2 separate regions of the Homo sapiens genome follow, and region 2 is linked to region 1. Evidence: read pairs that join two places in POLR2A ChIA-PET (ENCODE). Cell type or tissue: IMR-90. All regions are shown on one strand. Each heading gives the region's core, and the rest is flanking DNA. Links, peaks and the distances in the headings are about the cores only. Region 1 overlaps ARHGAP35 (Rho GTPase activating protein 35). Region 2 overlaps SAE1 (SUMO1 activating enzyme subunit 1).

Region 1 (16,215 bases), core at 3,623-11,622:
TATTCCACAATTTCTTTCTTTCTTCCACTCTTCCTGGACATTTGGGTACTTTCCAGTTTGGGGCAGTTATGAATAGTGCTGCTGTGAACATTCCTGTACATGAATTTTGGTGTACATATGTGTGCACTTACATTGGTGTGTATACCTAGAAGGGAGGCAGTTTTGAATAATTCAGTTTAGCATGTTGGACACAATGATTTAAATGATGTCTCCAAGCACGTATCAGTCCCTGAAGGGGTAATAATCTCTGAGGCTGATGGCAGAGGCAGTCAGGGGATCTCTCTGTGTTACTGAGCTTGTGGTGGTGTGTTTTTGTATCTTCGGGGCTGAAGGAGTGATTCTGGCAGGGTGAGTGTGGGTTCCCCAAAGCTATCACCACATTCTTGCCCCAGCTGGATCGTTGCCATCTACTGAGGCCTGGCTGGCCCTCCATTACCTCGCTGTGGCTCTCTCTGTGGTTTTGCATTGAGTCTGTGGTTTGCACACATCTTGATGACCCCATGGTTTTTACCTGCCGGGCCATCATAGGACAGTGCTCTCTGATGAAATGCTGGCCATTTGTGGCACAGAGAAGTAGGTGTCAACAAGAACACCTAGCAGTGAGACAAGTCTTCACCAAGACTCCAAAATGAAAGGTTCAGCCTTGTGGGCAGTTTGTGAGGAGAGGAAAGAGAGCAAGTCAAGAAATGAGGCTCTTACCCCAGTCCCTTTACAGGGCGAATGTGGAGCCCGGCAGCTGTGGACCAGTTTGTCTCCATCATTTGCAGGTCAGAGGTTACCCTCAGCTCCTCAGCTGCAAATGGAAGCCCTCTATCAAACGGCCTTTGCCAGAATACTTAGGCTGTGACCTTCCCCCTATGCAGCTCATTTGCCTGGGTAAATGAGTAGAGTGCTTTCTGCGTGGCAGATTTAAATTTCACCACTAATTGATGCTAGCGTCTTCAGGGGAAAATGCTTGCCATTAGATCACAGGCCTTTGGGAGACAGCCTCATAACAAATACATCCAGGACAGGGGGCGGGGATGGGGAAAGTACAGAATGCAGCTGTACCGAAAGGAACTGTGGGACGTGCCCAGAGAAACCAACTGAGTACTTTTGAGGCATGCCCTTGGGGACTGCGCATGTGCATGGTTGTGCCATGTGTGTTTTGATGGCCTTTTTTTTTCTTGCTAGTGTATAGTATGTACAGGACAAACTTGGAGCCAAACTGTCTGGAATCAAATCCCAGCTCTGCTGCTTACAAGCAAATATTTAACTTCTCCATTGTTAGTTTCCTTGACCATAAAATGGGGATAATGATGGTACTTTGAGTCATGAGATGATTCAGTATGTTAGAGACCTCATAACAGTACCTGGCAGGTTGTAAGTAGTCAATTTGCTACTGTTGTTGGTGTTATTATTGAAATGATCTAAGATGCATCTTCCACTCTAGGCAGGCCCCTGTGCTGGCCATCCCCTTCATTTGCCAAGTCCCCCATGCAGAGGCTCCTGGTCTTCAAGACCCAGTATGGGTGTCTCCCCAGGGAGAGTAGCCCACGTGACTTGTTCTCCCTTCTGCATTCCTCATGTCATAGCAGGGCGGGTCAGAGCATGGACTTTGGAATTGGTACAATTGGTTTAAAATCCCAACTGAAGGGGGATGGGGGATTAAGAGAGGATGCTTAAATGGATATAAAAATGCAGTTAGAAGGAATAAGTTCTAGTGTTTGATAGCCCAGTAGGATGACTATAGTTAACAGTAATTTATTGTATATTTCAAAATAACTGCAAGATGTGAAATGTTGCCAACACAAAGAAACGATATATATTTGAGGTGATGGATATCCTAATCATCCTGATTTGATCATTACACATTGTATCCTTGTATCAAAATATCACATGTATCCTGTAAATAGGTATAATTATGTATCCATTTTTAAAATACATTATTTTTAGAATAGAATATTAAAACTATGAATACTCAAAGTTCTGAATGAGTGTGTCATTTATTACATTAATTGTGCTGTTCAATTTAAATTTATGATCCTCCAAATAAATTGTCAAAATGATTTGAAAGCAGGAACTATTATTTATCTTATGAAAAGTAAGCCCCATAACTAAAAAAGTTCCTGCAAAATAATCTGTAATTGTGTTTATATTACATGAATGATTCGCTGTTTCTCCAAAAGAGCATTTAAGAAGTCAGTAATTCTCAAATGTGCAAAGTATTTCCACGTGCTTAACAAGAAAACTATCTAAAACGAAACAAACAAAAATCCCAGCTCTGCCACTTGGCTAAACTCTTTCACATTGCTGAGCCTCTGTTCTTCCTCTGCAAAATGCAGCTAATAATAATGCCCACCTTATTAGGACTATGAGGATTGTTTTTGTTTTGTTGTGTTGTGTTTTGTTTTGTTTGAGACAGGGTCTCCCTCTGTTGCCCAGGTTGGAGTGCAGTGGTGCGATCTCAGCTCGCAGCGTGCAGCCTCGACCTCCTGGGTCTCAGGTGATCCTCCTAATTCAGCCTCCAGAGTAGCTGGGACCACAGGTGTGTGCCACCACGCCCAGCAGTTTTTGTATTTTTTGTAGAGATGGGGATTCGCCGTGTTGCCCAGGCTGGTCTTGAACTCATGGCCTTGAGTGATCTGCCCACCTTGAGTGATCCCAGAGTGCTGGGATTACAGGCATGAGCCACCATGCCTGGCCCTACATCACTCTTTAAGTGGTCCTTTGTGCATTTATTTCTCTGCCTGGCTCCAGAGAGCTGGAGGACTGTGAAGACACTCCTTTTTTCGCATATTCAGCAAGTATATATTGAGCATCTTATACTATGTGCCATGCACTGTTTAAGATGCTGGTGATACAGCATTGGACCAGACAGACAAAATCCTCACCCTCGTGTGGCATACATTATAACCCGGGGGGAGACAGATAATAAGAAGTAAAATGTAAAGAACCTTAGTGATTAGTGTTTGGGAAGGAAAAAAATGAAGCAGGAAAGGTGGGGTATGAAATGTCCGGGGTGAACATTAACATTTTAGATAAGGAGGGCTGGGGAAGAGTGGCTTTTGAGAAGGTCCTGAAGGAAATGGGGGAGAGAACCATGCCATTTCCTGGGGAAGAACCTTTCAGACAGAGAGAACAGCAAGTGCAAACGTCCAGAGGCCAGGACATTCCTGGGAAAGAGCTTGGTTTTTACTCTGAGTGAGGTAAGAAGCCATTGAGGGGTTTGGAGTGGAGGGACAGGACTTGGCCTTTGCTTAATAAAATAACTGGCTGCTCTGTAGAGAACAGTCCTCGCCCTTGAGGACTTGTGTGTTCTTGTTCTAGCTGCCTTTCTGCAAATCTTTCTCCATTCTGCTATTCCTTTCTCTGGATGTATACCCAGTCCCCCATATTGCCGGCATGGGTTCAACCAAACCCCTCCTTCATACTTGAAAGGGTAGAGTAGCACACTCCAGTGTGGGGGCAGCCCAGGTTGGAGCCCAGCTGGAAGAATTCAGCACAGTAAGCAGACGGGTCACTTCCCGTCCAACCCTGTCTTTCCAAGCCCATCTTCCTTCACACTGGACTCCTTAGCACCTTCACACGGTGTCGTGCCTCTGCGTCGTTGTTAAACACTGTTCCTGCTGCCTAATATGTTGTTTCCTCTCCCATCTAACACATTCCCATCCTTTCCGAAGCCTTCACACTCTAGACATGCCTCGATTATAGTAGCTGTCCCCTTGTGTTAGGGATACTGTTTCTGTCTGTCACTCCTTAGAAGAAGAGACAGGAGGGAGCTTGCTCTCCTCCCTCTGCCATGTGAGGACACGAGAAGGCAGCTGTCTGTATGTAAGCCAGCAGGAGGGCCCTGCCAGAAACCAAATAGGCTGGCCCCTCGATCTTGGACTTCCCAGCCCTCAGAACCATGAGAAAAAGAGAGCTATTGTTGAAGCCACCCAGTCTGTGGTATTTTGTTATGGCAACCCAAGCAGCTAAGACAGATGGCAAGGTGACCAACTCAGGCATCAGAACACCTGAGAGCCTTAAGGCAGGGGCCCCTTCTTTCCTGATTCATGTGTCCCCATGGGACCTGGCTCTCCAGAGTCCTCCATCAGGGATCTTTGTGTCCACATGACCAGAACACAGCAATTGGGTCAGCAGAAATGGGAATTGAGGCAACTGAAAGTCAGAAGGGCTGAGACAGGTGGACGAAGACGTGGACAAATGCCACTTGAGAGCCGTGGTCTGAAGAGATGAGCTCACGCCTTTGTGTAGTGCCCGGCTCCCAGGTGGTTTACTGTTTGAAATGTAAGCTGACTGGGTATCAGACAACTGAATCCCACTTTTTCAAACAAAGATGGTGCAAGGCCTTGTGATTTCACCCCAGTTTGCGTTCTTTCACTCTTGGCTGGCATCCTTTGGCTATTTAAATTCGTAGCCTCCCAACAGTTTTTAAAAAACAAACAAACTCACACAATTTATCTTTTCATGTAAGCTGCAATTTGGTTGAAACAAGACCTTTCTAGTACATAGTCCAAAGCTCCTGATAACTGAAACTACAATCAGTGTTTCTGTTCTGTGATCTGTTTTTTGTTTTAAAAGCCACAACAGAAAACCTTTTCTTCTGTTACGGCTGTCAGGAGCCGTTTGGGCTTAATCAATAATGAGGTGTTTCACTTCCTGGGGCTGGGCTATCTGTGGAGAGCACTTACTTCTCCGTAACCCATGAAGCCAGTGAAGGACCCTGAATCTGGGTAAATTCAAAATTCTTCTGAGCCTTGGATAGTCTTAGGCATAGTTCTGGCAGGGTCTGACTTGAAAAAGTAGGTTGTGTATTTATTATTGTCGTTTCAATATCACTAACACGAGGTGAAGAAGAAGAAGAAGGCAAAAGACCCAGCCTGAGCAGAACTCAATGTAACAGTCCTTGATTCTAAGCCGCCCCCGTCCATGTGATACAACTCCTAGCGGGGGAGGGATAGTGGGGCATTATATTAAGTATAGGTATTAATGATAAGTTCGTCTAGTTTGGAAAACTTTTAAATGGGCAGAGATGAACATAATCAGATGGCAAGGATGTGGTAGTAGCTGTTTGAATAACAATAATGATGAGGATAGCTAACATTGATAAGCATTATTTCATGTCACCCTCTCCGTGACAGACAGAGCCTGAGAGGAGTCGCCATTGCCCCCACACAGCCAGCCTTTCAGCAGCCTTCTTGGCAGCAGCTATGTCAGACCAACAGTACCTTCCTAATTTTAGCCTCACAAAATTCATTTATGTTTCATATATACCTTATTCACATAGCATGAAGGTAATTTCATACGATGTTTTTTGTTTTGTTTTGTGACAGGGTTTCTTTCCATCACCCGGGCTGGAGTGCAGTATTTCATACTTCCTGTATTTGTGGCAGGAAGCTTTATGCTTTATCATCAGAGTGATCTTTGAAGGGAAGGACTTACTCAGCATTTAAATAACACAAGCTAGATTACAGAGCAACCCTTTAAACCATTTAAGAAAAAAATGATTTCCTTTTTAAAAAATGGTAATTGCTGTATGATTGTCAAATTTTTCCTCTTGAAAGTATTTTTTAAGTAAAAATGAGCCTGCATACTACACCCATGTATGACCATCATATAACAAGACAGGGTAAATGCAGGTCACGCATCCCTAATCTGAAATCCAAAATGCCCCAAATCTGAACATTTTTCAGCACCAACATGATTCCCCACCTGACCCCATGTGGTCACAGTCAAAACTTTGTTTCATGCACGAGGCCAGGGCACAGTGGCTCATGCCTGTAATCTCAACACTTAGAGAGACCAGTGCGGGCAGATCACTTGAGCCCAGGAGTTTGAGACCAGCATGGGCAAGATGGAGAAACGCCATCTCTACTAAAAATACAAAAATTAGCCACGTGTGGTGGCGTGCACCTGTAGTCCCAGCTACTTGGGAGGCTAAGGTGAGAGAATCACTTGAGCCTGGGAGGCAGAGGCCACAGTAAGCTGAGATTGCACCATTGCACTGCAACCTGGGTGATAGAGCAAGACCCTGTCTCAAAAAAAAAATTTATGAAATTACCTTCTATGCTGTGTGTATAAGGTATATGTGAAACATAATAAATTTTGTGTTTAGGTTTGGGTCCCATCCCCAAGATATCTTTTTTTTTTTTTTTTTGGAGAGGGAGTCTCACTCTGTCACCCAGGCTGGAGTGCAATGGCACGGTCTCAGCTCATTGCAACCTCCGCCTCCCATGTTCAAGCAATTCTCCTGCCTCGGCCTCCCAAAGTGCTGGGATTACAGGCGTGAGCAACCACACCCAACCGCATCCTCAAGATACCTCATTACTTATATGCAAATATTCCAAATTCTGAAACACTTCTGGTCCCAACTATTTTGGTTGAGGGCTGCTCAGACTGTAATACATCAGTGTGATTAAGAGCAGCCACATGGAGTCAGTCTCTTTGGATGCCAGGCCTAGCTCTGCTACCCAGTAGCTGTGTGATCTGGGGCAAGTGACTTACCCTGTCTAAGCCTCAGTTTCCTCATCTGTTAAACAGGCATGATGATGATAAGCAGTATTTTATGTATGCATATATCTTCCTACGTTTAACCAGTGGTTTCTAAACATTTGAGGCATATGTATAGCTCTCATCTTACTAATTACAAATTATCATTAGCTGTTCTTAAAGCAGACTTTTTTTTTTTTTTTTTTTTTGAGACGGAGTCTCGCTCTGTCGCCCAGGGTGGAGCACAGTGGTGCCATCTCTCGGCTCACTGCAACCTCCGCCTCCCGGGTTCACACCATTCTCCTGTCTCAGCCTCCTGAGTAGCTGGGACTACAGGCACACACCACCACGCCCAACTAATTTTTTGTATTTTTAATAGAGACGGGGTTTCACCATGTTAGCCAGAATGGTCTCAAACTCCTGACCTCGTGATCCACCCGCCTCGGCCTCCCAAAGTGCTGGGATTACAGGCGTGAGCCACTGCGCCCGGCCAAAGCAGACTTTCTAACACTGCTATTCAAATGGTACCATCCTTCATCATTTTTAAAAAGTGTGATTTAAACTGTTAAGTAGGGCTGGGCACAGTGACCATCCCAGTGCTTCTGGAGGCCGAGGCAGGAGGATCACTAGAGCCCAGGAGTTTGAGACCAGCCTGAGCAATATAGGGAAACCCTGCCTGTACAAAAAATAAAAAATTTGCCAGGCATGGTAGTATGTGCCTGCAGTCCCAGCTACTTGGGAGGCTAAGGTAGGAAGATCACTTGAGCCTGGGAGCTCAAGGCTTCAGTGAGCTGCGATCACGCTACTGCATTCCAGACCGGCAATAGAGTTAAACCCTATCTCAAAAATAAATAAATAACTAAACTGTTAAATGTGTGGCTTAGATGATTTATTCCTCTAAATAGGATGAATAAATTTGTGAGATTGGGCACAGTAACTATTTTGGTACAGTGGCAAGGTGATTGGTGCTGGCATCAGAACACACCTGACTGTTAGTTCAGGATCTGTGCTTCTCGCATTCGTGCAATGAGGATGTTTAATGAGCCTCTCCAGCAGGCCAGAAGATAATGCATAGGGCATGGTCTCTGCTATTAGGAGTTAGGAAATGAGAATGGGGGAATAGGTATAGAAGGAGGGAGATTTCTTATGTTCAAAATACTGTGAGAACACTGAGGAGGGAGCTGGAGTGCAGTGGTGCGATCATAGCTCACTGCAGCCTGAAACACCTGGGTTTAAGCGATCCTCCTGCCTCAGCCTCTTGAGTAGCTGGGACTACAGGCCCAAGCCATCATGCCTGGCCACCATCTTAATCATTTTTAAGTGCATGGTTTAAGGCCAGGCACGGTGGCCCAAGCCTGTAATCCCAGCACTTTGGGAGGCCGAGGCGGGCGGATCACGAGGTCAGGAGATCGAGACCATCCTGGCTTACACGGTGAAACCCCGTCTCTACTAAAAATACAAAACAATTAGCCGGGCATGGTGGCGGGCGCCTGTAGTCCCAGCTACTCCGGAGGCTGAGGCAGGAGAATGGCGTCAACCCAGGAGGCGGAGCTTGGCAGTGAGCCGAGATCGCACCACTGCACTCCAGCCTGGGCGACAGAGCAAGACTCCGTCTCAAAAAAAAAAAAAAAAAGTGTATGGTTTAGTGTGTGCCAGATCCTTTTTAAATTATTTCTCTTTGAAGATTCCTTCCTAGTCTAACAAATTTGTAGAAAACTACTATGGGAGGAGGGCCTAGCTTAGCAGGAGTTTTCCTTAAATATTTTATGTGTGGATGACACTGCGAGGCTTTTTCCTCAGACATCTGGAACTGGCCATCGGAGAGCTGCTCCAGGCAGTTGCTCTCTGTTGCTCTACCTCGTTGATTGACCGCTTCCTGCACATTGGACCTGTATGTATGATCCTGCACACCAGATGGGATCTGAGGAAGGCTCAGTCAGGAGTCCCTGAACCAGTTCCCACTGTTTGAAACAATGGTTTTGCACCCTGGTAGTGAAGCATTTGCTTTTGAGAACTGCAATTGCATGCCTTCTCTGACATCTGTAACAACAGGCATTCTCTTTCATCACTTTCCCACGCCCTCATTTGACCTTTACAGCATTTGGCCGTTTTTACTCATATATTGGGGATTGAGGTCACAGATGTCTCCAGTTTTGTCAAATAGGTGATATTTCTGTTTCTCATTCTCCTGGTTGCTTTTGTGTGATTCTCCAGAGGAAAAAGGGTAAAATCTTTATTCTGCTGTTTTTAAACGAAGTACAGTTAAGTAAAATAAATTTAGCATTCTGGAAAATCTCCTTTTTTAAAAAAAAATTTATTTATTTATTTGAGACAAGGTTTTACTTCACTGCCCAGACTAGAGTGCAGTGGCACAATCTCACAGCTCACTGCAACCTTGACTTCCTGGGCTCGGGTGATTCTCCCAGGTAGGGGCTACAGGCATGCACCACCACACCTGGCTACTTTTTTGTATTTTTTGTAGGATGGGGTTTTGCCATGTTGCCAGGCTGGTCTCAAACTCCTGTGCTCAAGTGATTCGGCCTCCCAAAGTGCTGGGATTACAGGTGTGAGCCACCACACCTAGCCAAAAATCTCCTTTTTTTATTTATTTTTATTTTATTTTATTATTTTTATTTTTATTTTTTTGAGACAAGAGTTTCACTCTTGTCACCCAGGCTGGAGTGCAATGACAGGATCTCTGCTCACTTGCAACCTTGGCCTCCTGGGTTCAAGCAATTCTCCTCCTTCAGCCTCCCAAGTAGCTGGGATTACAGGCACCCGCTACTACGCCCAGCTGATTTTTGTATTTTTAGTAAAGACAGGGTTTCACCATGTTGGCCAGGCTGGTCTCAAACTCCTGACCTCGGGTGATCCACCCGCCTCAGCCTCCCAAAGTGCTGGGATTACAGGCGTGAGCCACTGCACCCACCCAAAAACCTCCTTTTTTAAATGGTCTTTATATTTTGTCTACTGATGATGACTTCCTCACTACCATTGTTTTAGAAACTGCTCCTTTTGTGCCATTTAAAGGTAACTCGAAGCCAGGTGCGAGTGTGGTGGCTCCAGCCTGTAATCCCAGCATGCTGGGAGGCAGAGGGGCTAGAGGATCGCTTGAGCCTAGGAGTTCGAGACCAGCCTGGGCAACATAGCAAGACCTTGCCTCTACAAAAAAAATTTTTTTTTTTTTTTTAGTTAGCCATGCATTGTGGCACATGTCTATAGTCCCAGCTACTCAGGAGGCTAAGGTGGGAGGATTGCTTGATCCCAGGAATTCAAGGTTAGAGTGAGCTATGATTGCACCACTGTACTCCAGCCTGGGCAACAGAGCAAGACCTGTCTCACAAAAAAAAAAAAAAAAAGAAAGAAAGAAAAAAGTAACCCGATCTTGTTGAGGAATGTGTGCTTATGCCCTTTTCCGCCTTCTCTCCATTAGCCCTGGCTGTTTCTGTCTGCCTGTAATTTTATTAGCATTTCAGTCAGATCTGTCATTAGGTACCCATCTTCTTGGGTATACGTATCACTCTGCTAAGAAACAAAAGGAATACATGTCTCCTCCATGACTAGGCAGTGGGTGCCACAGGAGCCAATGTAGACCAATATAGTCATTCAGGCAGGAAGCTTATGTATGAGACGGTAGGTGATAGACCCCTAGATTCCTGTGGCTTCCTCAGGTCTTTTGTATATGAAGAATTTCATAGGTTTTCATTCTTTGGTCTACATGCAGAGAAGAGAGTTTCTTATTAGAGAACAGATTGGAGAAAAAAATAGGGCTTTTACTGTTTATTCCACGTATTTCTGTATTGTGTGAAAAGTAATTTAGCAATGAACACGTATTTTGTTAAAAAAAATTGTAGAATCGTTAGAAGTAAAAAGTAAAGTCATTTTCTCATTCTCAAAGTTACCTGCTATTAAGAGTTTAAATTGTACCTTCCAGAGCTTTCTGTATATGTGTCTACACATAATAGATATAATGTGCTGGGCTGCTTTTTATACAGATGGAGCCATGCTGAATGTGCTGTTCTATGCTTTGCTTTTTCCCACCTAAAAATGTATTGCATACATTTTCCTATAATGATGGGCATAAATCAGCCTTTGAAAAACTTGACTGGAGAGTATTTCTTTGGCTTTTTTTTTTTTTTTTCAGAGACGAAGTCTCACTCCTGTCCCCTAGGCTGGAGTGCAGTGGCGCAATCTCGGCTCACTGCAACCTCCACCTCCCGAGTTCAAGCGATTCTCCTGCCCCAGCCTCCTGAGTAGCTGGGATTACCGGCGCCTGCCACCACGCCCAGCTAATTTTTGTATTTTTAGTAGAGATGGGGTTTCACCATGTTGGCCAGGCTGGTCTCGAACTCCTGACCTCAGGTGATCCGCCCGCCTCAGCCTCCCAAAGTGCTGGGATTACAGGCATGAGCTGCCGCGCCCAGCCAACTGTATAATAATTTGTTTAATCAGTCTCCTGTTAAAAGACATCATCTCAGTCTTTTGTTAATATAGATAATACTGCATTGGCTATCTATACATGTGTAGACACATGTATACACACACATACATGTGCATGCAAATACATCTATAGGATAGATACCTCAGAATGGAATAGGCAGATGGAAGGATAGGTACATTTTATATTTTAAACAATATTGCCAAAATGCTCTCCAGTATAGCACCTCCATCAGCTGTATATTAGGGTAGTGGTAAAATGGTAATATGTTAGAATTGCAGCTGCCTTACAGTCATCCAGTCCACCTCTCCACAACATGGGTGAATCTCATGGACGCGTTGAATAAAAGAAGCCAGAAATAAAAGAATGTATACTGTATATTTTATTTCTATAAAGTAGAAAACCAGAAAACCTACCCATGCTATTAGAAATCAGGATAGTGGCCAGGTGCGGTGGCTCATGCCTGTAATCCCAGAACTTTAGGAGGCCGAGGCAGGTGGATCACCTGAGGTCAGGAGTTCAAGACCAGCCTGGCTAATATGGTGAAACCCCATCTCTACTAAAAATACAAAAATTAGCCGGGCGTGGTGGCGCACACCTGTAGTCCCAACTACTCGGGAGGCTGAGGCAGGAGAATTGCTTGAATCGGGGAGGCAGAAGTTGCAGTGAGCCGAGATTGCGCCACTGCCCTCCAGCCTGTGTGACAGAGTGAGATCCTGCCTCAAAAAAGAGAGAGAGAAAGAAAGAAAAAGAGAGAAAGAGAAAGAGAGAAAGGAAGGAAGGAAGGGAAGGGAAGGAAAGGATTGGGATAGTGGATATCCTTGGGGAGGGAGTAGAGGCTGGTAGAGGGCACAAAAGGCTTCTGGAATGCTGGGATGTTTTGTGTCTTGATCTGTGGGTGCTGTTTACACAAGTGTGGTCATTGTGTGAAAATCCATCACCGTACACTTCTCTGTAAACTTCTGAATGTGTATTATCTTTCAATAAGAGTTTGTTTTTTAAAAAAGCCTCTAGTCCCAACTCTTCCATTTTAAAGATAAGAACCCAGGAGTTGAAGAGATTCCCCACTGTCTTGCCATATGAGCAGCTCAGGGTTTCTGAGAGCCTGTGCAAGAAGCCAGAGCCCTGGCCTGCCTTGCCAAGACTGGCTAGTGATGTTGTTGGCACTTGGAAAGGCCGTGAATGTGTGACAATGTCTCTCACCTTGAGGCCCCTGAAGAATAATGGAGAGTCTCAGAGCCAGCTCATGTGTCAAATGGAATTTCTGGTTTTATAGCTTATGCTCTTGTGTTTAGGGCAGAAATTCTAGCACAAGGCCTCACACCCAGGCAGTAGACAAGGGTGGGGAAGTTTCTGATGGAGAAAAGTTCGGTTCTCTGTTACTCTGGCCAACCTCTCATTCTTTTGTTTTTGTTTTTGAAATGGAGTCTCGCTTTGTCGCCCAGGCTGGAGTGCAGTGGTGCGATCTTGGCTCATTGCAACCTCCACCTCCCAGGTTCCAGTGATTCTCCTGCCTCCTGCCTCAGCCTCCCACGTAGATGGGATTACAGGCATGCACCACCACACCCAGCTAATTTTTGTATTTTTAGTAGAGATGAGGTTTTACCATGTTGGCCAGGCTGGTCTCGAACTCCTGACCTCAGGTGATCCGCCCGCACTTGGCCAAAGTGCTGGGATCGCAGGCATGAGCCACTGCGCCCGGCCTCAACCTCTCATTCTTAGTCCTTTTTCTCACTGCATCCTCATCCTTCCCGTTTTGCTGCTGCTTCCTACTCCTTTTCAGGCTAGCCTATTTCAGAAAATTTTATCTTTTTTAGTAAAATTATTTGCTCAGAATAAAAATAAAGCAGATTTCTGTTTCATTCTTCCTGGGCCTGCTTTGGGAGGGTGGTGAGTGGTGAACTCCAAGGAATTGTTTGCATGGTGTGCTACCCTGATGGGAGATTCTCAGCGTCCAGGATTCCTTTACTTTTCTGTGGGGGTTCTATCTGGAAACCTTATGTGACTCAGGGCATAGTATGATTTTGAGCACTTCCTGTGGTCAAAAACTGTTGTCTTTGATTGGAAATTATGCTGTGTTCTGAGTGCTTGCTGGCACGCACACACTGTTGACTGCTTGTTCTGGTAGCACATCTGCGTGGGGTGCCTTAAAAGTGGGCACTCTCTCAGCAGAAAATTCCCATGTGGGACCTCAGTTCAAGCCCCTCCTCACTTTCATCACTTTCTTCTCTTTTGCTTCCCTTCCTCTGTGCCTTCACTCCTCCACACTGGCCTCAGCAAATCCCATCTATTTTCCAAGCCCCATCTGAAAGCGTGCCTCTTCTCTGATGACCATCCTTGTTGGAGCTGACTTTGCCGTCCCTCCTGTGGACATCCATGCCAGTTGTCTGTGTCATCTGTTTAGCAGTCATCTGGTCCTAACTTTTAGCTTATCTTTTATTATATCTAAGTGTGATCTAACTTTTCACCTTTATCTTGTCTCCCTGTCACCTCGAAAGAGGACACGACAGTGCTGTTAATTTTTCTATCTCCCATGGGACTTAATCGGTGTCCTCCACGTAGTATGCTTTAATAATGGTTTATTGCTGTGATACTGCTTCACAAATGCCAGCAGATGCCATGCTGTATCATCAGAGATGAGATTATTTTATTTATTTATTTTTAATTTTTTTATTTTTTGAGATGGAATCTTGCTCTGTCACCCAGGCTGGAGTGCAGTGGCGCAATCTCGGCTCACTGCAATGTCCGCCTCCCAGGTTCAAGCAATTCTCCTGCCTCAGCCTCCCGAGTAGCTGGGATTACAGGTGAGTGCTACTACCCCCAGCTAATTTTTATATTTTTAGTAGAGACGGGGTTTCACCATGTTGGCCAAGCTGGTCTTGAACTCCTGACCTCAGGTGATCCACCCGCCTCAGCCTCCTGAAGTGCTGGGATTACAGGCATGAGCCACCGGACTCATTATTATATGAGTCATTATTATATGCCCAGACAAGATTATTATAAATTTAAATTTAAATTTGTAATTTATTTTGTGAACCTGAGCAGGTGACTTTTTTTTTTCTTTTCTTTTCTTTTTGAGACAGGATCTTGCTCTATCACCCAGGCTGGAGCGCTGCAGTGGCGTGATCATGGCTCACTGCAGCCTTGACTGCTTGGGCTCAAGTGATCCTCCCGAGTAGCTGGGACCACAGGCATGCACCACCAAGCTTGGCAACTTTTTAAAATATGTTTCGTAGAGATGGGGTCTCACCATGTTGCCCAAGCTGGTCTTGAACTCCTGAGCTCAAGTGATCCTCCCACATCAGCCTCCTAAAGTGGTGGGATTACAGGTGTGAGCCAGCATGCGCAGCCAGTGGCATCATTCTTTAAGTCTACTTTTACTCCATAAGCCAATCTCCCATTGAAAAACTGACAAAAATAATTCTCAACTTTCAACTGGTTTCAGCTGACCCTCTGAATGTGGGATAATATTTGCTTGATAGGGCAGTTTCAGTTCAGCAGAAGGGCTGGTGTGGCTCATTGGAGCTTATGGAAGGGGGTTCTACCAGGGTAATAAGGTCAATATGTGAATCCTTTGATAAAAAAGAAATGGGCACAAGCCAACATGGACCCAGAGAGAGAATAAAAGTCTTAAAAACTTGCAGAAATGAACAGTCCTGGTAGGTCTTTGGTAGCCTGTCCAAATACAGAGCATGGATCTAAAGTGATTTCTTTCCCTTCATATGTTTATTCAGTTATCATAGTACTACCTTTTGATAGCCTTCCCCTATATTTTGTGACAATTACTTTATCAAATATTCAGTTCTTAAAATTGAGTCTTTTTAGGCCAGGCGCGGTGGCTCACGCCTGTAATCCCAGCGCTTTGGGAGGCCGAGGCGGGCGGATCACCTGAGGTCAGGAGTTTGAGACCAGCCTGGCCAACATGGTGAAACCCCGTCTCTACTAAAAATACAAAAATTAGCCGGGCGTGGTGACAGGTGCCTGTAATCCCAGCTACTCAGGAGGCTGAAGCAGGAGAATCGCTGGAACCCAGGAGGCAGAGGTTGCAGTGAGCCGAGATTGCGCCATTGCACTCCAGCCTGGAGGACAAGAGCGAGACTTCATCTCAAAAAAAAAGAGTCTTTTCTAAGATTTCTTTTGTTTTACTGATTTTACTTTCTTGTTTTTATACCAAAATCATGTTTCCTAAATTTTTACTCTCAAAAGTGCTTTAATAGCTGGTAAAATTCAACTTTTTCTCTGGGTCTTTTTCTTGGGTTTTTTGTTTGTTTGTTTGTTTGTTTGTTTGTTTGTTTTGAGACAGGGTCTCACTTTGTCACCTAGGCTGGTGTGCCGTGGCACAGTCATGGCTCATTGCAGCCTCGATCTCCCAGGCTCAAGTAATCCTCCCACCTCAGCCTCCCAAGTAGCTGGAACTTCAGGTGCACACCACCATGCTCAGCTAATTCTTGTATTTTTTGTAGAGATGGGGTTTCGCCATGTTGCCCAGGCTGATCTCCAACTCCTGCGCTCAAGTGACTCTCCTGCCTCAGCCTCCCAAAGTGCTGGGATTACAGGCGTGAACTGCTGCACTCGGCCTGGATTAATCTTTTTCAACTCCATGTTTCATTCCCATAATTGCTGTCTTTGCCAGAATATTCTTTAGCCTCACAATGTTTAGTTTTTACAATCCTAAAAGAATAATTGAACACCTGTTATGTGTCAGTTCCATTAGATGCTGGAGGCTAAAATATGAATAAGATAGTTCATATTGCCCCCTAGAAGGACTCTTAGTCTTCTCTGGTCAAAACCAAGTCAATAAAGGAAGTATTAGTTGGAAACCCTCAGTCTCCCCAGCCTCAATACCTAGCTTCACTTGTACATCCAGCAGCCCCTGGGGTCTACTTTGCAACCTTCCAGTTTGCCATATGTGATATTTTCTATTGGATCTTTTAAAGATATTTTTGGTATTTTTTTCTTTCTTTGCAAAATATTTATACGATTTTTGGTATTATTTTATTTAGTGCATTTTAACCATTCCATTGAGATTTTTATTTTATTTATATACAAAATGCAATTGAGGCCAGGCGCAGTGGCTCATGCCTGTAATCCCAACACTTTGGGAAGCTGAAGCAGGAGGATTGCTTGAACCCAGGAATTCAAGACCAGCCCCAGCAACATATCGAGACTCTGTCTCTACAAAAAATTAGAAAATTAATCAGGTGTGCTGGTGCATACCTGTAGTCCTGGCTGATTGGGAGACTGAGGCAGGAGAATCACTTGAGCGTGGGAGGTTGAAGCCATGGTGAGCCATGGTTGCACCA
Region 2 (16,215 bases), core at 3,364-11,363, 250 kb after region 1:
CCCCATTTCCACCTCATCCCATTTTCTCTGGCCCATCCAGGTGCCATTCAGCAAATGACCTTGGAGTGCCTGCTCTGTGCTTAGCTCACAGTTGGCCATAGTGCCTCGAAGGTGTGATCTGCTCTCCCCTAACTGTATTAGTTATCCAGTGCCTGTTGTATTGGTCAGGGATTCTGCTTCTCATAGCTCTATAAGTGAGTACTATCATGATCCCCACTTAAGAGGAAGACACTTGGGCCCATGAAAGGGACTCCAGAACCTGTGCTCTTAACCTCTGTACAGTTTATCTCTATTCATCACCATGACATCAAAGCCCTCCCTTTTTTTTTTTTTTTTTTTTTTTTTTTTGAGATGGAGTCTCGCTCTGTCCCCCAGGCTGGAGTGCAGTAGCACGATCTCAGATCACTGCAAGCTCCACCTCCCGGGTTCACGCCATTCTCCTACCTTAGCCTTCCAAGTAGCTGGGACTACAGGCGCCTGCCACCACGCCCAGCTAATTTTTTTGTATTTTTAGTAGAGACAGGGTTTCACTGTGTTAGCCAGGATGGTCTGGATCTCCTGACATCGTGATCTGCCCACCTCAGCCTCTCAAAGTGCTGGGATTACAGGCATGAGCCACTGTACCCAGCCGCACCCCCCCCCTTTTTTTTTTTTTTTGAGACAGAATCTCACTTTGTCTCTCAGACTGGAGTGCAGTGGCATGATCTTGACTCACTGCAACCTCCGCCTCCTGGGTTCAAGCGATTCTCCTGCCTCAGCCTCCCGAGCAGCTGAGAGTACAGGTTCCCACCACCACACCAGGCTAATTTTTGTATTTTTAGTAGTTCACCATATTGGCCAGGCTGGTCTCGAACTCCTGACCTTGTGATCCTCCCACCTCAGCCTCCCAAAGTGCTGGGATTATAGGTGTGAGCCACCGCACCCGGCCAAGCCCCCGTCTTTTTAACCACACACTGTAGGTATTTGTAGAGAAATCAGTTTCTGTGTCCCCATGAACACACCAGGAGCCCCTCAAGGCTCTGTACAGGATGACCCGTGACCCTGTTAGGTAGGTGTTAGTGTGTCTCTCAGAAGGGAAGCATCTTATACAGGGTCACATAACCAGTAACTAGCACAGCCTTTTGAGGGTCTTCTGGAACATTTGGGTTGCTAAAACTATACCATACCCCCAAATATATTGTACATTCTTTGCAGACTTTGCTATTTGCCCGAAGATGTTAAATTTGCCTTTTGCAGGTTCTTGGCTGCCTTCGTGGACTCCGGTGAGGCTTTTTCCTTCTTTCTTATGGAGCAGAGTCGTGCCTGGTTAAATGATTGGCCATGTCCATGTACATGTCAAGTTTGAGCTTGGGAGGACAGTTTGGAGGCCAGCCCTTAACACTTTGTCTTGGGGTCTGTACATTCTGGAGGCGTTTGGCTCAATTTGTTAGTCACACCGTTTTCCTAAGGCTACTTTTTTTTTTTTTTTTTGTCTATTTTTTCTGATCCTTCTCTCTGGTCTAAATTCTTCCTTTGATCAAATCTAACTTTCTTCTATGTAATGGGCACCGAGGAGATATTTGGAGGGGGAAGAAAAGTGTGCAATGGCCATACCTCTTTCCTTGCTCACATTTTATACATAGCCCAGAGTGATGTGAAAATTACAGTTTATATGCCCAATCTGAGAAGAGGGTAATGGCCACCCAGAGGACTGTTCGAGCAGGATTCTGAGGCTCCCTGTAGACAAACTGCAGGAAAGAGTGCAGCAATGGGAATGTTCTAAGTGGGGAATGGGAATGTACATATTTTTGTAGCCTAAAATGACGACACCACCAATAATAGACAAGACTTACTGAAAGCCCACTGTCTGCCACACAAAGACAGTGTTTTTTACGTGGATACTCATTTCATCTCCCACCGGCCCTATGAGGTAGGAACTCCTGTGATCCCTGGTTTATAAAAGAGAGACTAAGGTGCAGGAAAGAAGATGCTTGCCCAGGCTAGTGAGTGTGGTGCCAGGATGTGGGCCCAGGCAGTCTGGTTTCTGAGCCTGTCCTCTTCACCACGGGGCAGTCATGCATCAGGTGTTGCCTTCAATGGCACCATCATGTAGAGACTGCATGGACCCCAGGGCCGCTGCCCTTGCATTGTCAGCCTTACTTCTGCACATCCCATTGAGGGGCTCCCCCTAAATTTTTCATGTGGGATGGAGACTGGAGGTTGGGGCAGGTAGCCTTGACCCCATTGTTGGTGGTAGTTTCTCACATCCCCATCCTCACACAGCCCCCTCCTTCCTGCCTGCTGGAGACAGCTGGTGCCCAGCATCTTGTTTCTGTTTATCCCAGATAGCCAGAGTACTCTGCATTCTTCGTTGCTGGGTGTGTTTGGAATCTCCTCCTACCCCATCTTGCTTGGGAAGCACTTTACCTTTTGCCCCATGTCACCCCATGCCCTGCTCTCATCCCCAGTACTCCTTCATACTTATTACTGGTCAGCCTTCAGCCAGCTGGCAGGCGGGGCCTGCAGTCCAAGGGCCTCAGACTCACCTTTCTCTCCTGAGGCACTGTCTGAGCGCCTATGGAAAGCTTACACTAGGAGATGGGTCAAGCGCAAGTCTGCTCCTTTGGAATCATCTTTTGCGTCTTTCCTTTCTTACGTCCTTCTAGATACCCTATTTTATATCCATGTCTACTTCCTTGGGTTTAAAGCAGTTTTCCTTTCTCTCCATCCCCACCGTCCACGGCAGGTCTCCCTGTCTATGGTAAGAGAGGTGATAGTGAAAGCAGCAGCCATCCCAGGTTCATGGTAAAACACATACCATCTCCTGTATCTTGGGTTTGAGGGTCTAAGAGTTCCACCTGTGTACTGTTGGACCCTTCCACCTGGCTAGGTTGGTGGCATCCCCAGTATTGGTAAAGGACTCCTGGCCCTATTATTATTAATAGCAGCTCCTACTTACTAAGAATTTACTACGTGCTCGGCACTTTACAAGCCTAGTCACATTTCATTCTCACCAAAACTCTAGCAGGCAGGTGCTTTTTATTTGCCTATTTGCCCAGAGAAGCAAACTTCTTTCTGATCCAAGCTCCATGTGGACAGAGACCTCAGAATCCTTAATGTCTAGCTGAATACCTGGCATAGAGTAGATGCTTAATAAATGTTCCCTTGACTGGGTGCAGTAGCTCATGCCTGTAATTCCAGCACTTTGGGAGGATTGCTTGAACCTAGAAGTTCAAGACTAGCTTGGGCAACATGAGGAGACCTCATCTCTACAAAAGTCCCAGCTACTCAAGAGGGTATGGGAGGATATCTGGAGCTGGGGAGACGGAGGTTGCAGTAAGCCGAGAATGTGCCTCCCACCTGGGTAGCAGAACAAGATCCTATCTCAAAAAATTAAAAACATTTACAAATAAATAAAATTTCCCTGGAAAAATGGCTGACTAACACTATTTGTATATGGTAGATGTGATTGTCCCTGTTTTATGGATGAGGAAAAGGGTTTGGTGCTGAGTTTGAAGAGGAGCAGTTCAGGATGTGTAGCCCCACCTTCCTCATGAATGATGGGACGGTGCTCCTGGGAACCGTTAAACCCTGCCCTGGCAGCTTGCCTAGGTGATGTCTTCCTCTTTAAATGGTAGCTTGTGGTGAAATTTCAATCCTTTCTGGGTTAAGGACCTGTTTGAAAATTTGTGACAATTGTGAACCCTTTCTCAGAAAGATGTATGTGCATACAAGACTCAGTATGTTGTTTCGGGGGCTGACCCTGCCTCAAAAGACAGGGCCACGTGCTCACTCTCCTTCCCACCCCTCTCTCTCGCTCTCTGTTGCCCAGGCTGGAGTACAGTGGTGCCATCACAGCTCACTGCAGACTTGATTTCCCTGGACTTAAGTGATCCTCCCACCTCAGCTTCCTGAGGCACTGAGACTATAAGCACACGCCACCACATCCAACTAATTTTTTTTATTTTTTGTAGATATGGGGTTTTGCCATGTTGCCCAGGCTGGTCTCGAACTCCTGGGCTCAAGTGATTCTCCCGCCTCGGCCTCCCTAAGTGCTGGGATTACAGATGTGAGACATTAAGCCCAGCCCTGTTCTTGTATTTTAAAGTGCTCTGTCTGGTAACCCCACAAGATAATCACCATTGCCATTGCTAAATAGCATTGTCCAGGCCCTCTGGATCCCAGCCCTGACCCCCTGTGGAAGCCTAGCGACTCTATGTCCTCATGGAATAGCCCCCGCTTCTGCATCAGTGTGTTCCTTGATTAAATGTGTCCCCTTAGGTGATAAAGGCCACAGCCTAAGAACTGCCACCTTTCTCAGTTGAATAGTCATGAATAATTATTTCTGCTGTTTGCCCAATGGTGGTGCAACACAGTGTTAGTCATTGTTTTAGTTTTAAGGTGTTTTTTTGTTTGTTTGTTTTTTGTTTTGAGACAGGGTCTCACTCTGTTCCCCAGGCTGGAGTATAGTGGCACTATTACAGCTCACTGCAGCCTCAATGTCCCAGGCTCAAGCGATCCTCCCACCTCAGCCTCCCGAGTAGCTGGCACCTTGGGCATGCATCACCATACCTGGCTAATTTATGTCATTTTTCTTTTTCTCTTTTTTTTTGAGACAGAGTCTCACTGTGTCGCCCAGGCTGGAGTGCGGTGGCGCAATCTCAGTTTACTGCAACCTCTGCCTCCTGGGTTCAAGCAATTCTCCTGCCTCAGCCTCCCGAGTAGCATGCCACCATACTCGGCTAATTTCTGTATTTTTAGTAGAGACAGGTTTCACCGTGTTGGCCAGGCTGGTCTCCAACTCCCAACCTCAGGTGATCCGCCCACTTCAGCCTCCCAGAGTGCTGGGATTACAGGCGTGAGCCACTGCGCCCCACCTATTTTAGTTTTCATATAGACGGGATCTCACCATGTTGCACAGACTGGTCTTGAATTCCTGGGCTCAAGTGATTCTCCCACCTCAGCCTCCCAAAGTGCTGGGATTACAGGTGTGAATGTGCCTGGCCCTGGCCTGTTTTACATTTTTGAGATACATAGTTTAACCCAGGCAAATACATTTCTTAATCTCATGTTAGGAAAATAAGGTAATGTTTGGAGAGGTTAAATAATCTCCCCATGGACACACAGCTTGTAAGGGACAGAGCAAGGAGATAGGACAATCAAAATTGTCTCCAGACATTGCCAAATAGCCCTTTGGGAGCAAAATCGACCCCAGTTAAGAACCACTGCCCTAGACTGCTTTTAGAATTTTTTTTTCCCTCTATTCCTCTTAAAGCACTTGAGCTAAACCCTCTTTTCATTTTTCTCCCCAGGCCCTGTCTCAGCGGGACCCTCCTCACAACAACTTCTTCTTCTTCGATGGCATGAAGGGGAATGGGATTGTGGAGTGCCTTGGCCCCAAGTGAACTCAAGATTTGGCAGCCCCAGAGATGCCAACTGCAGCATGCCCACCTGTATTCCCTGTCCCCTTCCTTCATGAAGGCATCTCCAGGCAAGGAAAACTGAAGTCATTGGCCCGATACAAAACATTTCCTGCAACGAAGGAGGTGGTGCCGACGTGCTGCTTCCCATCACCAGCAGCTGCTCGACAAGGGGCGCAGGGTGGCTGTCTTTGTTCCAGCACTGTTCAGGCTGCCTGTCATCCCGGGCCTGCCAGCTCCCCTGAGTGATGAGCACTTCCAAGCACCCCTCTGCCCTTTCTCTGTCCTTATGCTGTCCCGGCCTCGCCAGCCCTCTGGGGCATTGTGGGAGATGCCTGCCAGGAATGAGCAAGCTCTGTTGCTCGGGAGCCTCTTGTCACCTTCTTGGACTTATTCCCCACCTGATACCTTATAGAGAAAAGTGTGAATTCAGGTGGAGAGTAGGCCCAGGCCCCATGAGGCACCAGTGGAAGCACAGCTCCAAGTTCAGACAGGTGCCCTTAGAGAGGAAAACCATGACAGGCAAATGCATTTCCTCTGGAGTTTGAGACCCTGACAAACAACAGGTGGCATCTGGTGTGCTGTTCTTGAGTTTTCGTTTAGGATTAGTTGAGTTCCAGCTGGGTTTTGGGAGAAAGGAGATGCTACCAAGTCTTGGATGTTAGGGCGAGACCCTGCAAGTTGAGTATTAGAGAGCTTGTCTTTCAAGGCAGGTTCCTGGGGCTTCAGGGCTAGGAGGGAGGAGCCTGCCCTTTTAACAGAACCCCAGTCACATGCGGCTCAAGTCACTCAGAGGCTGTTGCATTTCAGGGCTATGTTGGTCCTTTGTTTACCTCCTAAACCACAGCTGTTTGTGTTTCACATATGTTGTGAATTTTCCTTGGTTCTTTTTAAAGGAATGATAATAAAGTTACTTGCTTTAGGATTTGCTTGTTTTTCTTCCACTTCAGAAGCTTCTGAGAGGGAATGGGATGATCCTACCAGTTGCCTTTTCAGACCTGAGGCTCTAACTCAAGAGATTCCTCCTCTCCCTCACCATTCCTGCCACCATTTTTTCTGGGTGATGCAGCAAGAGTTAAATTGTTCACATTCTAGAATGTGTAGAAGCTTCTGGCTCCAGTTGTCTAATGGATAATTCAGCTAAATAGTGGCTATTTTCAGTGGCAAGAATTATAATAATAAAGGGAAGTCAAAAGTGATGCTTCATATGCCCCAAGTGCCACAGCCGCTACGGGTCAGAGCTTTTATTGGAAGACCAGGTTTGCCTTGATGCAGCCAAAGTGCGTTCCAGTTCACCCCACTCTTGCTTGTGTTTCTTCTTTATGTAAATTGTGTGATGTTTCAATAAATCAGTCTCTTTCCTATTCTGATCCTGCAGCAGTTAGTCGGGGAGAAAAGTGGTCTTCACTACAGAAGGGCCTCTGTTCCTCAACCCTGCATCACCTGCTCCCGCCGGAGGTGAGACAGGGGCTGCATTTCGGAAAGGATCCGTGTCTCGCCACCTTTAGTGCAAGTCAGTGGCGTCAGGGTCAGCAGTTACATTGCTGCATGAATTTCACGTGGTCTTTAAATTCTGAGCTAATTATACTCTTGACTGTAATGTGCAGCCTTGGTCACAAGGGGGAGCAGGTGGGTCTGGATTGATAAAAACAAAATTGTAGAATCGTCCCGGAAGCTTCAAACTTTTCCACCCTGTACCTCTAACGGCAGAGATTAAGTCACCCAGAGGACCCCTCAGGAATCGAGGGGAAAGCTGCCAGCCCCAGGCAAGAAATGTCTAGTTTCTACAAATTTCATAAACTGCCACATGATGTTTGTATTAATCATAAAAATGAAGAAAAAAAGGCCAGGCGTGGTGGCTCACGCCTGTAATCCCAACATTTTGGGAGGCTGAGGCGGACGAATCACGAGGTCAGGAGTTTGAGAGCAGCCAGGCCAACGTGGTGAAACCCTGTCTACTAAAATTACAAAAATTAGCCGGGCATGGTGGCGGGTGCCTGTAATCTCAGCTACTGGGGGAGGCTGAGACAGGAGAATCACTTGAACCTGGGAGGCGGAGGTCGCAATGAGCTGAGGTCGCACCACTGCACTCCAGCCCGGGTAACAGTGTGACACTCCATCTCAAAATCTGCAGTCAGTCAGGCATGGTGGGAGGCTGTGGCGGGAGAAGCACTTCAGCCCAAGAGTTCGTGACCAACTTGGGAAACAAAGCAAGACCCCATCTCCACAAAAAAAGAAATAGCTGAGCATAGTGGCTTGTGCCTGTGGTCACAGCTGCTTGGGAGACTGGGGCAGGAGGATCACTTGAGCCCAGGAGTTTGAGGCTGAAATGACCTGGATTTCACCACTGCACTGAAGCCTGGGTGAAAGAGTGAGACACTGTCTCGAAAAAAAAATCCCAGCACTTTGGGAGGCCGAGGCGGGCGGATCGCGAGGTCAGGAGTTCAACACCAGCCTGACCAACATAGTGAAACCCCGTCTCTACTAAAAAAAAAAAATACAAAAACTAGCTGGGCATGGTGGCGCGTGGCTGTAATCCAGCTACTCAGGAGGCTGAGGCAGGAGAATCGCTTGCACCTGGGAGGCGGAGGTTGCAGTGAGCCGAGATCGTGCCACTGCAGTCCAGCCTGGGCAACAGAGCGAGACTCCATCTCAAAAAAAAAAAAAAAAGTTATCTTGACGTATGTTCTATTAGCTCATTACAGGTGTGGAAGAGATGGCTTAGGTTGCAGGTGGTAAGTTTAATGATAACAACCAATGGTCATTATACCCATGCAACCTGCCTGGTACTTTTCAGAATCCTTGTTCTTTGAGTTGGAATCCCCACAGCAACCCCATGGGGATAGATGCTGTTCTCCTACCCATACTGGAGATAAGGAAACAGGCTCACCTCACAAGCAAGGGAGAGATGGAAATGGCGCTGACTGGGAAAGCTGCGGTGCGGGGCACTCAGTAGAGATTCATGTAGTGGCACGGCTTGTTCGCTCAGTGAGAACAAGATTTTGGGCTTCCCTTCACAAGTCCCTGAGACCCAGTAGTCACTGGAAAACATCATGTCGGCCTTCATAAAAGAGGGCCTTCAACTAGGTCCAAAAGGGTGGGTGGATTTGGTTCCTAAGCTTGTACGATATTCAAGCAATATACAAGCATAAAGAGAAGATTCCTCTCCGCTGCAGGGCACAGCCTGTCAGCACAATGTTGGCCACATAATAAGAGCAGCTGACTTCACAGCTAAACTGCATTTTGGAGAGAAATATGAGATGCTTTTTGGACATGTTAGCTGTATCCACTTTCTTTTTTTCTTTTTCTTTTTTCTTTTTTTTTTTTTTAATAGACGGAGTCTTGCTCTGTCACCCAGGCTAGAGTGCAGTGGTGTGATCTCGGCTCACTGCAACCTCCACCTCCTGGTTTCAAGCAATTCTCCTGCCTCAGCCTCCCAAGTAGCTGGGATTACAGGCCCCGGCCACCATGCCCAGCTAATTTTTGTACTTTTAGTAGACAGGGTTTCACCATGTTGGCCTGGCTGCTCTCGAACTCCTGACCTGAAGTAATCCACCTGCCTCAGCACCCAAAATGCTGGGATTATAGGTGTAAGCCACAGCGCCCAGCCTAGCTTTATCCACTTTCATATCCACTCCCCGGAGGTCACCCCTGTTAACTGTTGAGAGTGAATCCTTCCAGACTGCCATGTTCAAACCTAGACTCTACCACTCAGCCATGTGACCCTCGCTACACTACTTTCTGTTACCCCATCCCTAAAATGGGTAGAATAGTGGCACATTCCTCAGATATGTGGGGATTAAAAAATCAGTCTTTGAATCAATATTGCTCAATGTTAGCTGCTATTTTACATATTCATAAATAACTTTTTCTCCAATGTGCTTTTTTCTCAATATGTCTTGGAGATCCTTGTCAGTATTTCATGCATCAAATTCCATAACCAAAACAGGTGAACCATTAACTATTGAATCAGTCTGCTGCTGTGTGACATTGTGCACACTTAGGAAAGACTTCCCAAAGCCAAGTTCCAGGGTTAGCAAGTATAAAAATGCATTTTAGGAGTTGGTTCTTGTTTTTTATTTTGTTTTGTTTTTTGAGACAGAGTCATGCTCTGTTGCACAGGCTGGAGTGCAGTGGCGTGATCTCGGCTCACTGCAACCTCTGCCTCCCGGATTCAAGCAACTCCTCTGCCTCAGCCTCCTGAGCAGCTGGGACCACAGGCGCCCACCACCACGCCTGGCTAATTTTTCTATTTTTAGTAGAGACGGGGTTTCACCATATTGGCCAGTCTGGTCTCGAACTCCCAACCTGATGATCTGCCCACCTCAGCCTCCCAAAGTGCTGGGATTACAGGCATGAGCCACCGTGCCCAGCCTGTTTTGTTTTTTTAGTGATAGGGTCTTACTCTGCCACCCAGGCTGGAGTGCAGTGGTGTGCAATCATGGCTCACTGAAATCTTGATTTTGAGGGCTCAAAGTGAGTCTCCCACCTCAGTCTCTTGAGTAGCTGGGACCACAGGCAGGCACCACCATACCTGGCTAATTTTTTCCCCCGGCTAATTTTTTTTTTCTTTTCTTTTTCTTTTTTTTTTTTGAGTTGGAGTGTTGCTCATTTGCCTAGGCTGGAGTGTAGTGGCATGCTCTCAGCTCACTGCAAGCTCCACCTCCCGGGTTCACGCCATTCTCTTGCCGCAGCCTCCCGAGTAGCTGGGACTACAGGCGCCCGCCACCACGCCCGGCTAATTCTTTGTATTTTTAGTAGAGACAGGGTTTCAGCATGTTAGCCAGGATGGTCTCGATCTCCTGACCTCGTGATCCACCCGCCTCGGCCTCTCAAAGTGCTGGGATTACAGGCGTGAGCTACCACGCCCGGCCTTTTTTTTTTTTTGTATTTTTAGTAGAGACGGAGTTTCACCATGTTCCCCCTGGCTAATGTTTTTAAAATTATTGGCTGGGTGCGGTGGCTCATGCCTGTAATCCCAACATTTTGGGAGGTCGAGGTGGCTGGATCACCTGAGGTCAGGAGTCACCAGACCAGCCTGACCAACATGGTGAAACCCCGTCTCTACTGAAAATACAAAAATTAGCTAGGTGTTGTCCACATGCCTGTAATCCCAGCTACTCTGAAGGCCGAGGCAGGAAAATCGCTTGAACCCAGGAGGTGGAGGTTGCAGTGAGCCGAGATCGAGCAGTTGCACTCCAGCCTAGGCAACAAGAGCGAAACTCCATCTCAAAAAATATATATACATATTTTTAGTAGCCATGAGGTCTCACTATGTTGCCCAGGCTTAAACTCTGGCCTCAAGTGATCCTCTTACCTCAGCCTCCTAAAGTACTGTGATTACAGATGTAAGCTACTACGTCTGGCTGGTACTTTTCTTTCTTTTCTTTCTTTTTTTTTTTTTTGAGATGAAGTCTCACTCTATCGCCCAGGCTGTAGTGCAGTGGCACAATCTCGGCTGACTGCAACCTCCGCCTCCCGGGATCAAGCAATTCTCCAACCTCAGCCTCCCAAGTAGCTGGGATTATAGGTGCACGCCGCCCAGCTAATTTTTTAATTTGTAATTTTTTTACTTTTTATTTATTTATTTTGAGACAGAGTTTCACTCTTGTCACCCAGGCTGGAGTGCGATGATGTGATCTTGGCTCACTACAACTTCCACCTCCTGGGTTCAAGCAATTCTCCTGCCTCAGCCTCCTGAGTAGCTGGGATTACAGGTGCCCACCACCACACCCAACTAATTTTTGTATTTTTAGTAGAGACAGGGTTTCACCATGTTGACCAGGCTGGTCACAAACTCCTGACCTCAAGTGATCCACCCGCCTCAGCTTCCCAAAGTGCTGGGATTACAGGTGTGAGCCAACACTACCGGCCAGAAATTTACAGATGTTAAAGGCTCAGTGAATCCCAAACGGGATAAACATGAAGAATATCATGTTTAGAAAAAACATCTAGGTGGCCGGGTGCAGTGGCTCATGTCTGTAATCCCAGCTGCTCAAGAGGCTGAGGCAGGAGAACTGCTTGAACCCAGGAGGCAGAAGTTGCAGTGAGAATCATGTCACTGCACTCCAGCCTGGGCGACACAGCGAGACTCAGTCTCAAAAAAAAAAAAAAAAAAAAAGGAGGCCGGGTGTGGTGGCTCACGCCTGTAATCCCAGCATTTTGGGAGGCCAAGGCCTGAAGTTGGGAGTTTGAGACTAGCCTGACTAACATGGAGAAGCCCCATCTTGACTAACATGGAGAAGCCCTGTCTCTACTAAAAATACAAAATTAGCCGGGCAAGGTGGCACATGCCTGTAATCCCAGCTACTTGGGAGGTTGAGGCAGGAGAATCACTTGAACCCAGGAGGCGGAGGTTGTGGTGAGCCAAGATCGTGCCACTGCACTCCATCCTGGGCAAAAAGAGCGAAATTCTGTCTCAAAAAAAAAAAAAAGAACCTCCATCTCCATGCTTAAATACTTGTGAGCAGGGCAAAGGCCATGCAGAGAGTGTTCACACCCAGACCAACGCCCTGCTTCGCCTTCACTGCAGTGCATGCCATCCCTTTGGTAGAGGATGAGACACCTTCCCATAACTGGCTCCCCTTTCTCATAATATGTCTTAGAATTATTAACATGGTTGAATTTAGGTCTACCATTTGCTTTCCATTTGTCCCACTTTTGTTCCCCTGTTTCTCCTTTCCTGCCTTCTCTTGAAGTATTTGATTAATTTTTTTTTTTTTTTTTTTTTTTGAGACAGAGTCTCACTCTGTCACCCAGGCTAGAGTGCAGTAGCGCGATCTCGGCTCACTGCAACCTCCACCTCCCAGCAAGTAGCTGAGGTTATAGGCTCCCACCACCATGCCAGCGAATTTTTATATTTTTGGTAGAGACAAAGTTTCACCATGTTGATCAGGCTGGTCTTGAACTCCTGACCTTAAGTGATCCACCCACCTCAGCCTCCCAAAGTGCTGGGATTACAGGCGGGAGCCACCTCACTCAGCTAAATGTTCTAATAAATACCCATGTACCCACTATTTTGCCACTTGCAGTTTTTATTCATCATTATCTGTCATTTTTCTTCATGTTGGTAAAGCTCTAGTTCATTCCCGCTAATGGATGTATACTATTCTGTTGTGTGATTACATCGGACAAAAAAAGTTTTTTGTTTTTTTTTTGAGACAGAGTCTTGCTCTGTTGCCCAAGCTGGAGTGCAGTGGCGTGGTCTTGGCTCACTGCAACCTCCACCTCCCGGGTTCAAGCAATTCTCCTGCTTTACCCTCCCAAGTAGCTGGGGTTACAGGTGCCCACTACCACACCGGCCAATTGTTGTATTTATTTATTATTTATTTATTTTTTATTCTTTTTGCGTCTCACTCTGTCGCCCAGGCTGGAGCGCAGTGGCACAATCTCAGCTCACTGTAAGCTCCACCTCCCGGGTTCACACCATTCTCTTGCCTCAGCCTCCCAAGTAGCTGGGACTACAGGTGCCCGCCACCACCCCCAGGTAATTTTTTGTATTTTTAATGGAGATGGGGTTTCACCATGTTAGCCAGGACGGTCTCAATCTCCTGACCTCGTGATCCGCCTGCCTCGGCCTCCCAAAGTGCTGGAATTACAGGCGGGAGCCACCACACCTGGCCCTATTTATTTTTAAGACGGAATTTTGCTCTTGTTGCCCAGGCTGGAGTGCAATGGCATGATCTCGGCTCACTGCAGACTCTGCCTCCTGGGTTCAAGCGATTCTCCTGCCTCAGCCTCCCGAGTAGCTAGGATTACAGGTGCTTGCCACCACTCCTGGGTAATTTTTGTATTTTTAATAGAGATGGGGTTTCACCATGTTGGCCAGGCTGGTCTTGAACTCCTGACCTCAAGTGTTCCACGTGCCTCGGTCTCCCAAAGTGCTGGTATTATAGGCGTGAGCCACTGCGCCCGGCCGATCTTTCTTCTTTTTTTTTTTTTTTTTTTTGAGATGGAGTCTCGCTCTGTCACCCAGGCTGGAGTGCTATGGCACGGTCTCGGCTCACTGCAACCTCCACCTCCTGGGTTCCAGCGATTCTCCTCCCTAAGCCTCCCAAGTAGCTGGGATTACAGGTGCCTGCCACTATGCCTGGTTAATTTTTGTATTTTTAGTAGAGCTGGGGTTTCACCGTGTTGGTCAGGCTGGTCTCGAACTGCTGACCTCATGATCCGCCTGCCTTGGCCTCCCAAAGTACTGGGATTACAGGCATGAGCCACTGCGCCTGGCTGCCCGGCCGTATTTTTATTGTTTTTTTTGTTTTTGTTTTTTTGTTTTTTTTGAGACGGAGTCTCACTCTGTAGCCCAGGCTGGAGTGCAGTAGCACAATCTCTGCTCACTACAACCTCCACCTGCCGGGTTCAAGCGATTCTCCTGCCTCAGCCTCCTGAGTAGCTGGGACTACAGGCGCATGCCACCACGCCTGGCTAATTTTTGTATTTTTAGTAGAGATGGGGTTTCACTATGTTGGCCAGGCTGGTCTCAAACTCCTGACCTCGGGCTCCCAAAATTTTGGGATTACAGGTGTGAGCCACCTGGCCTGGCCACCACATGGGACTATTTACCCTACCAACTGCTGTTGGATACTTAGATGGTTTTGTGCATTGCCAGTACTTGGATACTTGTATGCACCCGTGTTCCTCTAAGGGGGACGCCCACAAAAGCTATTGCTGCCACAAGGTATGTGCATTCTCATCTTGACACCATGTCTTAGTCTGTTTTGTCTTGCTGTAACGGAATTGCACAGACTAGGAAACGTGTAATGAACAGAAATCTGTCTGGGCGCGCTGGCTCACACCTGTAATCCCAGCCTTTTGAGAGGCCAAGGCAGGTGGATCACTTGAGATCAGTAGTTCAAGACCAGCCTGGCCAACATGGTGAAACCCCATTTCTACAAAAAATTAGCCCGGCATGTTGGGGCATGCTTGTAATCCCAGCTACTAGAGAAGCTGAGGCAGGAGAATCGCTTGAACCCAGGATGCAGAGGATGCAGTGAACTGAGATTGTGCCACTGCACTCCAGCTTGCGAGACAGAGTGAGATTCTGTGGGAGACAGAGCGAGACTCCCTCTCAAAAAAAAAAAAAAAAAAAAAAAGAGAAATCTATGGGCTCACAAATCTGAAGGTTGAAAAGTCCCAGATGGTGGGGCTGGTATTTGGTGAGGGCCTTCCGGCTTCCTTGTAACATAGCGGAAGGCATCTCATCTGAGACAGAGGGGTGAACTCATTCTTTATAAGGAATCCATTCCCGTGAAAACTCACTCACTTCCATGGTCATGGCATTAGTGCATTTCTGAGAGCAGAGCCCTGGTGACGTAATTATCTCTTAAATGTCTCACTTCTAAAATCTGTAGCACTGCAGGTTAAATTTCCAACCCAAGAACTTTGGGGGACACATTCGTATCCCAACACACGGTTTTATCAAATGCTTCTCCAAAGTGATTGTTGCCAGTTACCACACCCTGGCCATCCAGATGGGCCATTTCCCCTAGTGTCCCTTTAGCAGCAAGGACAGTTGGGAAAGGGTGGAGCTGGGACTGACCCTGTGTCTGTAAATATTATATAATTATATACCCTGCTTCAGAGTCCCCCTCTGTTGCCCTGGAGTGCAGTGGCATGATCATAGTTCACTGTAGCTTCCAACTCCTGGGCTCAAGCTATGATCCCCCTGCCTCATCCTCCTGAGTAGTGGGTACTATAGGCATGTGCCACCATGCCCAGCGAATTAAAAAAATTATTTTTGTGTGTGTGGAGATGGAGTCTTGCTATGTTTCTAGGCTGTTCTTTTTTTTTTTTTTTGAGACGGAGTCTCGCTCTGTCGCCCAGGCCGGACTGCGGACTGCAGTGGCGCAATCTCGGCTCACTGCAAGCTCCGCTTCCCAGGTTCACGCCATTCTCCTGCCTCAGCCTCCCGAGTAGCTGGGACTACAGGCGCCCGCCACCGCGCCCGGCTAATTTTTTGTATTTTTAGTAGAGACGGGGTTTCACCTTGTTAGCCATGATGGTCTCGATCTCCTGACCTCATGATCCACCCGCCTCGGCCTCCCAAAGTGCTGGGATTACAGGTGTGAGCCACCACACCTGGCCTATACCTTGCTTCTTTCTCTTTCTTTCCTTTTTTTTTTTTTTCTGGAGACAGTCTCCCTCTGTCGCCCAGGCTGGCGTACAGTGGTGCAATCTCGGCTCACTTGCAACCTCTGCCTCCCGGGTTCAAGGGATTCTCCTGTCTCAGCCTCTCGAGTAGTTGGGACTACAGGCTTGCATCGCCACACCTGGCTAATTTTTGTATTTTTAGTAGAGACAGGGTTTCACCATGTTGGCCAAGCTGGTCTCGAACTCCTGATCTCAGGTGATTCGCCCACCTTGGCCTCCCAAAGTGTTGGGATTATGCCCTTCCTTCCTTCCTTCCAGACAGGGTCTTGCTCTGTCACCTAGGCTAGAATGCAATGGCAGGATCTTGGCTCGCTGTAACCTTTATCTCCTAGGTTCAAGCAATTCTCCTGCTTCAGCCTCTTCAGTAGCTGGGATTACAGACACTCGCTACCACGCTCAGCTAATTTTTGTATTTTTAGTAGAGACGGGGTTTCGCCATGTTGGTCAGGCTCGTCTCGATCTCCTGACCTCAGGTGATCTGCCTACCTCCCTGCTTCTCATTGAGGTCTCTGCCAGTCAGGTATCAGCACAGGGAAAGGGCTCAAGGGCAGTGTGTGGCCATGGCCCTGTTTGCAGAAGATGGCAGTAGGAGCAACCCTTTCTACATTTACTCAACACAGCCGCTTATGACCAGCCTGGTTAGGCCTCAGGGCAGTGTGCGGAGACT

What was found. ChIA-PET counts read pairs that join two places held together with the same protein. Peaks named below come from ENCODE experiments on the same cell type or tissue, not always from the same donor. Only the 100,000 strongest peaks of a DNase experiment are listed, where the experiment ranks them.
Region 2: POLR2A ChIA-PET joins it to region 1 with 17 read pairs; 2 of 35 experiments call an interaction of 5 or more read pairs at or near these places.

What each region holds. Positions count from the first base shown.
Region 1 is chr19:46,950,295-46,966,509 of GRCh38, forward strand. The region is part of intron 3 of ARHGAP35 (Rho GTPase activating protein 35); the gene reads left to right. Among named protein-coding and RNA genes, the nearest start is that of NPAS1, 61 kb to the right of the region's middle. RefSeq lists an enhancer at 12,618-13,817. In IMR-90, for the core only: no CTCF peak of the experiment used is centred there; no DNase peak of the experiment used is centred there; H3K27ac peaks cover 73 bases.
Region 2 is chr19:47,203,868-47,220,082 of GRCh38, forward strand. SAE1 (SUMO1 activating enzyme subunit 1) reads left to right here. Exons shown (of 9, transcript NM_005500.3): 9 at 5,292-6,769. The coding sequence ends at 5,384. Among named protein-coding and RNA genes, the nearest start is that of MIR3190, 15 kb to the right of the region's middle. RefSeq lists enhancers at 5,124-5,873, 6,865-7,159 and a silencer at 16,152-16,215. In IMR-90, for the core only: a CTCF peak has its summit at 7,011 (motif pointing right); DNase peaks (open chromatin) are centred at 6,244 and 7,014; H3K27ac peaks cover 1,944 bases.